Regions from separate parts of the Homo sapiens genome. Here region 1 is linked to region 2. Evidence: read pairs that join two places in POLR2A ChIA-PET (ENCODE). Cell type or tissue: MCF 10A. All regions are shown on one strand. Each heading gives the region's core, and the rest is flanking DNA. Links, peaks and the distances in the headings are about the cores only. Region 1 overlaps ITCH (itchy E3 ubiquitin protein ligase). Region 2 has its middle 12 kb from the start of AHCY.

Region 1 (5,381 bases), core at 300-5,299, 140 kb after region 2:
GTGACCATGTAATTATCTCTACTTAATTATACATTTAAATCAAAACAGACTTAATATCTCTACACAGAGTCGGTGTGACTTTTGTTTTCTTTTTCCAAAGGTTGACTCTTACTTTGCTTTCATCTTATCTAGCCAAATCTTTCTCTCCACCAATGTGATCATTGGAAACAGAACTTTTAAGAAGTCTTCCATACAGTTCTAGGCTCATTAACACTTTCCAGCTGGAAACCTTTCCTTCCACTCATCTGGCAGCCCACTCTTCCTGTTCCCCCAACTCTCTTCTCATAATTCTTTGTATGTCACATGTTCTGTATTTGATCTTCTGTTTTTGAGTTACACATATAATATTTTTCATAGTCATATGATGATTCTGGGTACTGGTATTGTAAATGACTTTTGGGGGGGTTATATATTTTTCTAATTTTTATATTATTGATGTAAAATTTGTAGCACAAAGGAAAAATGGTCATTTTGGGGATGAGGATTACATATATGTGTAGTATTTTAATTTTAAATAATTTTAAATGTTAGGTAATGTTTGCACCGGTTTTTTTTAAACCAAACCAAAGTATATTGGCATTTATCCATAACCATGTGACACTTCTTTAAGATACAAACTCTCTGTGTTATACATTGCCAGGGAAGGGAAATCAGAACTCATAAGCTTGCTGTCAGATAAGTTGTTAAGTTGTTAATAGTTTCATCACTTTTTGGTTCTTTTTAGAATCAAGATTTATTTGCTACATCACAAAGTAAAGAATTTGATCCTCTTGGTCCATTGCCACCTGGATGGGGTAAGTCACATGAGTTTCTTCATGGAGTTCTGTCATTTCATTTTTGTTCTCTTCCAATTGTGTCATTTTAAAACAGATATTTATGTCTGATACTGTGCTCTTGCTTGAGTGAATGTCTGGGAAGTTTTTTTTTAATATATATATCAGTTTAATTCACAAATAGGCATTAAATTCCCCAAACATTAAGTGGACTCTTTATAAACTTTTATTGACGCTCATAATTATTTTACTCTTCTACAGTTTAAAGATACTGATCACCCAGCAATAAAAAAGGAATGGGCTATTGATACACCAGTAGGTCTGGGTGGACTTCAAGAGTAATTTGCTTGATGAAGAAAGTCAGTCTCAAAAGATCACAACCTGTGTGATTCAATTCATATAACATTCTCAAAATGACAAAACTAGAGATGGAGAACATATTAGTACTTGTCAGGAAACAGGGTAGGTGGGAAGTGGATTCAAATATTAAAAGGTAACATAAGGGGGTTTTACGTGATGATGATGATTCCATCATCTTGATTCCATCAAGATCCACAAGATGATTCTGTATCTTGATTTTGGTAATAGGTGATTACATTAATAATGTATACATGAGATAATGCATAGAACTATATATTTACAGAAATGAATTCAGCTTTTAAACATGGTGAAAATTTAACAATGTTTGTGGTTAACAATAATGTACCAATGCCACTTCTGTGGTTTTGATGCTGTACGTAGTTATATAAGATGTCACCATCGGAGAAAAATGAAGTATATGTGAGACTTTTTGTGCAATTTTTTACATCCTGTGAGTAATAATTAATTCAAAATAAAAAGCTTTTTAAAAAATTGTAATCACATTGGTTCTCCTAAAACAAGGTTCAGAGTTTGGTTAAGTTGGCATTATCTGATAGAAGAGTGGAAGGAGCACATGTGAAGGTGTCAACTTCATGCCCTACACCATGGAGCTCAAGAGCATGTGCTGTTATTGAGTATATCTGATACCTTAGTTATTAAAATAGACCTTAATAGACTTTAAGCTGGACCTACCCTACTAGGTTCTATTTTATAGTGTTATGTAATACTCACAGCATTATATAGCAAGGTTTCAGAATAAAGATGGCAGTATAGAAAGTTTTGCATAGAAGCAAGATAATAATATATTATAATAGAAAGTGGAAAACAACATAAAGCCCATTGTGGAACCAGAGTTTTGTCTTCAAGAGCTGAAGATACTTCATAATATTGGGATAAATTCAGAAAGTGATATTTCTAGATTGGGAAAAGTTGGTCCCCAAGATACATTGTTCTAGCAGTACTGAGTTATGGAGAAAAAATGTTGGTGTGTCAAGATCACATGAGTCTGGTTAATAAATGCTACTGGGGGTATAAGCTTTTCTTTGAGAAATCTCATTGCTCTTATTTAAAGGTATCTATTCTCAAAACACTTCTGTGAGTCAAAAAGGTAAAAAATGTATTAGGCTATACATATAACTGTTACTGTTATTAGCTTATAACAACAGGAGGACATATGAAAGTTGTGGGCCCGATGCAGTGACTTACACTTATAATCCTAACACTTTAGGAGGCTGAGGCAGGTGAATCGCTTCAGTTCAGGAGTTCAAGACCAGCCTGACCAACATGGTGAAACCCTGTCTCTACTAAAAATACAAAAAAATTAGGTGGGCTTGGTGGCCCGTGCCTGTAATCCCAGCTGCTCAGGAGGCTGAGGCAGGAGAGTCACTTGAACCCGGGAGGCGGAGGTTGCAGTGAGCCAAGATCGCGCCATTGCACTCCAGCATAGGCGACAGAGCGAGACTCCGTCTCAAAAAAAAAAAAAAAAAGAAATTAGCCAGGCATGGTGGTGCTTGCCTATAGTCCCAGCTACTCTTGAGGCTGACGTGGGAGGATCGCTTGAGCTTGGGAGTTTGAGGCTTCAGAGAGTCGAGATCACACTATTGCACTCCAGCCCGGGTGAGAGAGCAAGACCCTGTCTCAAAAAAAAGAAGAAAGCAAGTTGTGAATTTCTGTCTTTACCAAAGCTTGGCAGCCTGGAGTTAAGGAGTCCTCTGTCTCTACTGAAGCCTAAGAGTGGTCAGTGAATGGTTAGTATGAAGTACTTTAGAAGAGGGGATGTTGCCCTTACAAGGCATATTAAACTTAACCTGTCAGATTGCATTCCCAGACATGGATGGTTTTATTTCTAGAGTTTCCCAGCTTTATTTCTAGAGTTGTATGTCTTATGTTAGAGAAGGAGAAAAAAACTCATGCACTAAAATGATATATCCAAAGGATATGTATTTATCCTCTTAATTTTATTGCAGGCCAGGCATGGTGGCTCACACCTGTCATCTCAGCGCTTTGGGAGGCTGAAGTGGGAACATTGCTTGAGCCCGGGAGTTGGAGATCAGCCTGGGCAACATAGCGAAAACCTGTCTCTATAAAAAAATACAAAAAATAATCTGGGTGTGGTGGAACACCTCCTAATCCCAGTTTCTTGGGAGGCTGAGGTGGGAGGATCACCTGAGCCTGGGAAGTCAAGGCTGCAAGTAGGCCAAGATTTTGCCACTGTGCTTCAGCCTGGGCAACAGAGTGAGACCCTGTCTCAAAAAAAAAAAAAAAAAAAAAAAGTTGCAGAAAAACTATGACCTGCTTCATGGTTATGGTCAGAAACAAAACTGTTTTACTCCTTCTCTAGGGCAGGTGTAGAAAAAAATGCCTCTTGCTTATAGAAAGCTGAATTGTGAGCTGCGTTTCCTTTATCAGAAAAGTCTTTCCTGCAAGTTGGTCCTTGCCTTCTGTATTCATCATTTTCTTTATCATCCAGATCTTTCTCATTTTTACTTTAGCCAACAACACTTTGCTAAAATACTGTGTTAAAGATCCAGCTTAGCCAGGTTATTAGAGTCTTGTTCTGCTATTTTACAGTCTGCTTATTTTTAGGTTTCACATTCCTCATGTTGAAGTAGTGCTACAGATGTTTATGATTATCCTACTCAGACTGAGCACTGCTTTATGACTTGCTGCCTTTGGGGCATATACCTTACTTGTAGAACCAGTGACAGCACTGGTAGTATATCAGATGAAGCAACCCACCCAACATACCTTCAGGATTGACCCAGGTTGATAGAATCCCATCTTACAGCTTGCACCCTTTCAGACTTTTATATGCTGGGACTAGACATTCCTACCTCATAGGCTCAGTGAATAATTGGTTTTTTAGAGATGGGGGTCTCCCTGTGTTGCCCAGGCTGGGGTGCAGTGGCTGTTCTCCAGCATAGTAATTGCACACTACAGCTTTGAACTCCTGGCCTCAAGCAATGCCTCAGCCTCCTGAGTAGCTGGAATTACAGTTTTGTGCCACGATGCCTAGCTAGGCAGTGAAGAATTTTTAACACATGAACATACTATAGAGGATAAAGAACAAAGAATACTTTTGGTTCACCAGTATTATTTAATAGGGCTTTGTATAGGTGCTTCGCCAATCAAGTATGAAGATATTCTCTCATTTTCCTAGTTACTGTGAAAGAATACATAGAATGACAAGAAGTGTCTGTTTTTTACTGTTTTATTCATCAAGTCAGGAAGTGTTCTAATCTGCATTTGGATTTGATGTTCAGTAATTTCAGTATTGTTTATTATGTGATTTTTCAACAAAGTCAGAAATCCGTTCTACAGCCACAGCACTTCCTCTCATTAAGTAGATGAGCCTTCAGTTCACAAATGTGTCAAGGCTGATCTCAGCAGCATATACTTAGAATATATATGAGAAAAATGTTTGCTATTAATTTTCTCTTGCCTCATGTTATCTTCTGAAAGGAAAATCTTGGCCTGAAATCTGAACTTTGCTGACAGATAAAAGATGAATGGCCATTACAGTGGCTCACGCCTGTAATCCCAGTACTTTGGGAGGCCAAGGCTTGTGTCCAGGAGTTCGATACCAGGCTGGGGCAACATGGTGAAACCCCATCTTTACAAAAAATACAAAAATTAGTTGGGTGTGGCATGCCTGTAGTTCCAGCTACTTGGGTGGCTGAAGTGGGAGGGTTGCTTGAGCCCCGGAGGTCAAGGCTATAGTGCGCTGTGATTGTATCACTGCACTCCAGCCTGGACAACAGAGTGATACTCTTTCAAAAAACCAAAAGAGAGAGAAAAAAGTTGAGTATGTGCTCAGCTATATACTTAGGGTATTATTTTTAGGTTATAAAAATTATTTGGATATATATTTTTAAACAAGAAAGAGAATTCTGGCTGGGTACGGTGGCTCATGCCTGTAATTCCAGCACTTTGGGAGGTCGAGGCGGGTGAATCACCTGAGGTCAGGAGTTCGTGATCAGCCTGGCCAACATGGTGAAATGCTGTCTCCACAAAAAATACAAAAATTAGCTGGGAGTGGTGGTGGACGTCTGTAGTACCAGCTATTTGGGAGGCTGAGGCAGGAGAATTGCTTAAACCTGAGAGGTCGAGGCTGCAGTGAGCTGAGATCGCGCCACTGCACTCCAGTCCAGCCTGGGTGACAGAGCAAGGCTCCGTCTCAAAAAAGAAGAAGAAGAACAAAGAGAGAATTCTGGATTCTGCAAATAAATTTTTAAAATTTAATGCGAC
Region 2 (5,381 bases), core at 225-5,224:
TGTCTGAGCTTCCACGCCCCTTTTATCCTAATATTTGCTAAGAGCCTCGTCCAGGGACCTTAGGAGTCACACAGCCAGGGGTTCTGCCCCTGCCCTTCATTTCTCAGATGATAGAAAAGCAAAAGGAACACTCTGAGAACTTGTAATGGGGAGGAGTGGGGGGTTGGTCCAGTCTGACGGGGCGGGGGCAGGGTGGGAGACGTCCTTGGAGCGAGATCTGAGGCAGAGGAGCTCAGTCCACAGAAAGGGAGCACGGGCTCCACGCTGCAAGAGTAGGGAGCTGTAAGGTGCCCTCCCCAGACGGCTCCATTTTGCCCACCTTCCTTTGCGGATAGCACCCCTGGACCTCCGAGGTCAGCCTGTGCCCTGCAGCTGGAGTCGCCCTTGACTCCACTGTGCCAGGAGAGGGCACCCTGCTCCCAGCTTTGGCTTCAGACTGCTGCAGTGCAAACTCTTCCCTCCAGGGGCAGGATTTGGAGCGCTGTGATGATAACCTCCCAGCTGCCCTGGGAGAAAGCAAAGTACAGCTTATCGCTCCCTCCCATAGGAAGAAACTGAGGTTCAGAGAAGAGCAATGAATGTTGCTAGTAAGTGGTCTTTGGACTTGTTTTGAAGGGGCTTTAGCCCTTGGAAGCATTTGTCGGGATGTTTTTGTTCTGTTCTGTTTTGTTGAGCCAGGGTGTCACTCTTGTTCAGGCCGGAATGCTATGGCACCATCAGAGATCACTGTAGCCTCAAACTCCTGAGCTCAAGCAATCCTCCTGCTTCAGCCTCCCCAGTAGCTGGGACTACAAGCATGCATCACCACATCCAGCTTTTTTTTTTTTTTTTTTTTTTTTTTTTTGAGACAAAGTCTCACTATGTTGCTCAGGCTGGTCTCAAACTCCTGGGGTCAAGCAATCCTTCCACCTCGGCCTCCCAAGTGCTGGGACTACAGGCATAAGCCACATTGTTGGGACTGCTGGGTGTTGACAGTGACACCCAGGATAATGATACTAGTCCAAATTTATTATATCCAATGCTCCACACACAATTCTAAGCTCTTTGAACTTCCCTGTAAGGTAGATGTTGCCCTACTTTATAGATGCTACCCTATAAGGTAGGTACCCATTTAACACATGGAAAAACTGAGGCTCCTAGTGGTTGATTTGCCCACAGTTAGGAAGCACCAATGCTGTCTGACTCCAGAGTCGCTGCTGGTAACCACTGGGCTACCCTTCCTGCAATCATGCTCCCTGCTGCAACCCCCATGCCAGACATGTTCATTTGAGTGTGCTAGAGGCAAGGACAAAAAAACAGGACAAGACAAAGTCCCTGCTCCCATGGAGTTCCATTCAGTGAACATGTTTACACCTACAGATACATCCATACAAACCTTCAAACACATACTCATTCACACATCCCACCATCACACACGAATACTCATGCTCATGCACCTATGTACATACATACTACAGAAATAAGGCCAGGTGCGGTGGCTCATGCCTGTAATCCCAGCACTTTGGGAGGCCAAGGCAGGTGGATCACTGAAGGTCAGGAGTTCGAGACCAGCCTGGCCAACATGGTGAAACCCGTCTCTACTAAAAATACAAAAATTAGCGGGGCATGCTGGTACACACCTGTAGACCCAGCTACTTACTTAGAAGGCTGAGGCAGGAGAATAGCTTGAACCCAGCGGAAGAGGTCGCCGTGAGCCAAGATCGCACCACTGCACTCCAGCCTGGGCGACACAGCGAGACTCCGTCTCAAACACACACACATGTATATCCACACTCATACACTTCATACATACATTCACACATTCTCAAGTACTCACACATATTCAGACCCTCACCTTTGCACACACTCTGTTAGGTTAGACAAAAATCAGCTCTTTTTATTTTTTAAAAAATTTTTGTAGAGTAAGGGTCTCACTATGTTGCCAATACTGATCTCAAACTCCTGGGCTTAAGCGATCCTCCCACCTTGGCCTCCCAAAGTGCTGGGGTTACAGGCGTGAGCCACCACATCCGGCTAAGATCATCCCTATAACATTGACCTGTGCTTTAACTGCCAGATACCTGGAGCCCAAGATTCAGCTAGTAATCTGAGAGCTGTTTGTGACACCACTCCCTTCCTCTTCCCTTCCATTGATCCCACAAACATTGTTAACTGCCCACTCAGGGCAGGCAACACAGATGACTCAGACCTGGGCCCTGCTCTCAAGGAATTTCCTAGCCAGTGGGGAAAAAAGACTCACCAATGTTCACGACACAGATCATGGATGCCAGGGCAGGTCAGAGCAGAGAGTCCAAGGTGGAGGGAGAGGGTGACTCACTAGGCCTAGGGGCTGTGGAAACCTCTCAGAGGAAGAGGCGTCCACCAAAGTCTTCAAAATGAGTCAGGTAGAGAGAGAACTGTGCAGGTGTGGGAATCACATTTGCAAAGTCATGGCAGAGTAAGAAAGTGGGGACAAAATAGCTGGGCACAGAGGCTCACGCCTGTAATCCCAGCGCTTTGGGAGGCCGAGGCAGGAGGATCACCTGAGGTCAGGAGTTCAAGACCAGCCTGGCCAACATGGCGAAACCCTATCTCTACTAAAAATATGAAAATTAGCCAGGCATGGTGGCGGGCGCCTGTAATCCCAGCTACTTGGGAGGCTGAGGCAGGAGAATCACTTGTATCTGGGAGGTGGAGTTTTTAGTGAGCAGAGATCATGCTACTACACTCCAGCCTGGGCGACAGAGCGAGACTCTGTCTCAAATAAATAAATAAATATAAAAACTGGGGGAGTTTGCATGGAGCCCCATATTTCCAGCTTCTCTTGAGAAAATTATCTAGCAACTAGACTTATGTTGTCATAGCAATGGGTGGGTGAGCTAAATGTTAGCTGCCTTCTTTGAATGATGCATAAGTTCTCGAGGCCAACATATGTCCCCATCCCTGGCCCATATCGGTTGTTGATCCCTGACTTGAAGTTTTCTCAGTGGACCAGGATCATCCCAATGAGCATTGGTTGTCATTAAATAACCTTGGTTCTCATTTGCATAGCACCAACTGAGTCATTTTCCTCTACATTCAATGTCCTCACGTTGCAGGATTCTTGTGTTGCTTATGATTTACCTATCTCCTCCTTTTGTCTTCTTCCTATTGCTGATGTCAGTGAGGCCACCTCACATACCCTGCTCTCTTCCTAATGGAGTTGAACCCATCCAGCCAAAAACAGGAGTAGGATCCACAGGAAGGGGCTACTCCAGGAACCACTAACACTGTCAATTGCCAATTTCCAGGAACTAGGAGGGTTTTCTACCTTATTCCAGAAATACGGGGAAAAGAGGTGTTCTGAGTTAAATGATGGCCCTCCTCCCAAAGGATATGTTCACCTAGAATCTGCAAATGTGACCTTATTTGGAAGAAAAGTCTTTGTGGATGTAATTAAGTTAAGGATTTTGAGTTGAGACAATTCTGGATTAAGGTGTCCCCTAAATCCAGCATCAAGTGTCCTTACAACACAAGGAAAGGGAAGAAGACAGACACAGAGAAGACCACACGGTGAAGACAGAAGCAGATTGAGTGATGCATCTACAAGCCAAGGAAACCTGGGATTGCCAGCAGTCACCAGAAACCAGGATAGAAGCAGGGAACAGACTCTCCTCAGAGCCTCCAGAAGGAACCCACCCTGCCAATGCCTTGATTTTGGACTTCTGGCTTCCAGAACTGTGAGAGAATAAATTTCTGTTGTTGTAAGCCACCAAATGCGTGGTACTTCATAATGGCAGCTCTGGGAGTCTAATACAGATGGAAAGGGGAAGAGAAGATGGGGGAGATAGGTGGGGCGGAAGCCTGATCTTGTGACTCTGGTGACTCAGTTTCCCTTGTCCTGCCTTGGAGGTGGAGAATATGGAGAAGGCTGAAGTGCTAAGGGCAACAGCAAGAGTGGCTCAGGCGGTCATCCCAACCAGCACCCCAGGGCTCCAATGCCTCCCAGGAAATGAGTCATCTTGGAGAGCCATGGGTTTCTTCTCAAATGCCTTTTATTGTAAGCACATGGAGGAAGTGTTCTAAGGCAACAGCTCTTGAGAGGATGGTGGAGTGAGCCTTTAGGGAGGCAAATCAGCCAGGGCTGGCATCCCAAGTTCAGGAGTTCACACCAGGTGCCCATTCCAGGCCTGGGCAGAGGGGCAACCCAAAAGGGGAAGGGGCGATGGGCAGGGAACCGTAGGAGCAGAGAGAAGGAGGAGGGCAGTAGTGAGGCTTCTCAAGAAATAAGAGTTGGATCCTTCGGCCAGTGCTGCCTGTTTCTCCCTTCTCGCACCTCCTCATATTCATAAGCATTTATTCAGTGCCAGGACTGTGTTCACAATTAATATTTCAGTTTCCCCTTCTATAATATATAGAATGCTGAATATGATAGTCCTGAAATGTCTTTTTAGGACATTGTGTGGTTCTAGTTGCCAACCTGGATCTTAAAATGCAAACATTGACAATAACCCCTTAAACTTCAGCTTCAAGGATGGCTCCTCATAGCCTCTGTGTGAGTGGGCAGGGCTGGGATCATCAGACAGTGCATTTTACAGAAGAGAAAACTGAGGGATGAGCACCTGCCTAAAGTACCACAGAGTCAACTGTGGATGAGAGCCTGGGGCCTGGAGAGCTCATGCCCATATAGGGAGATTGCTGTGCCGGTGTTCACTTGCTATGAAGGAGCCCATCATGGGGAGTTGTGGTCTGAGATCCTGGACCTTGGGGGTAAAAGCAGAGGGTCCAGAAAGGGACAAAGATTGGCATCACCTCCCCATCATGGTCTGAGGCTGATTGTGGGTAATTCTCTGCCCTGGCCTCAGTGATTCTTTGCTGCATAACAAACCACCCATATTTATTGGCATAAAACAATTATTTATTTATTTATTTATTTATTTATTATTTTCTGAGACGGAGTCTCGCTCTGTCACCCAAGCTAGAGTGCAGTGGCGCAATGTCAGGTCACTGCAACCTCCGCCTCCCGGGTTTAAGTGATTCTCTGCCTCAGCCTCCCAAGTAGCTGAGATTACTGGTGCCTGGTTCATTTTTGTATTTTTAGTAGGGATGGGGTTTCACCATCTTGGCCAGGCTGGTCTTGAACTCCTGACCTCACGATCCACCTGCCTTGGCCTCCCGAAGTGTTGGGATTACAGGCATGAGCCACCAGGCCTGGCCACAACAATCATTTATTATTCATTTCTTTTGTTTCTTGGGGAGGGAGCATTGATTGGACTCAGCTAGGCCATTCTTGCTCAAGGTCTCTCATATGGCTGCAGTCTGGTGGTGGCTGGGCTGGAGTCAGCTTGAAGATCTCCTGATAGCCAGTTGATGCTGGCTACCTGGGACCTCAGATGGGGCTTCCAGCAAGGATATGATATGTG

The links. Peaks named below come from ENCODE experiments on the same cell type or tissue, not always from the same donor. Only the 100,000 strongest peaks of a DNase experiment are listed, where the experiment ranks them.
Region 1: POLR2A ChIA-PET joins it to region 2 with 10 read pairs; 10 of 35 experiments call an interaction of 5 or more read pairs at or near these places.

The regions. Positions count from the first base shown.
Region 1 is chr20:34,448,687-34,454,067 of GRCh38, forward strand. It overlaps ITCH (itchy E3 ubiquitin protein ligase), which reads left to right. Exons shown (of 25, transcript NM_031483.7): 12 at 725-794. Among named protein-coding and RNA genes, the nearest start is that of MIR644A, 15 kb to the right of the region's middle. In MCF 10A, for the core only: no CTCF peak of the experiment used is centred there; no DNase peak of the experiment used is centred there.
Region 2 is chr20:34,312,429-34,317,809 of GRCh38, forward strand. No RefSeq gene overlaps it. Among named protein-coding and RNA genes, the nearest start is that of AHCY, 12 kb to the left of the region's middle. In MCF 10A, for the core only: a CTCF peak has its summit at 424 (motif pointing right); DNase peaks (open chromatin) are centred at 443, 2,253 and 3,973.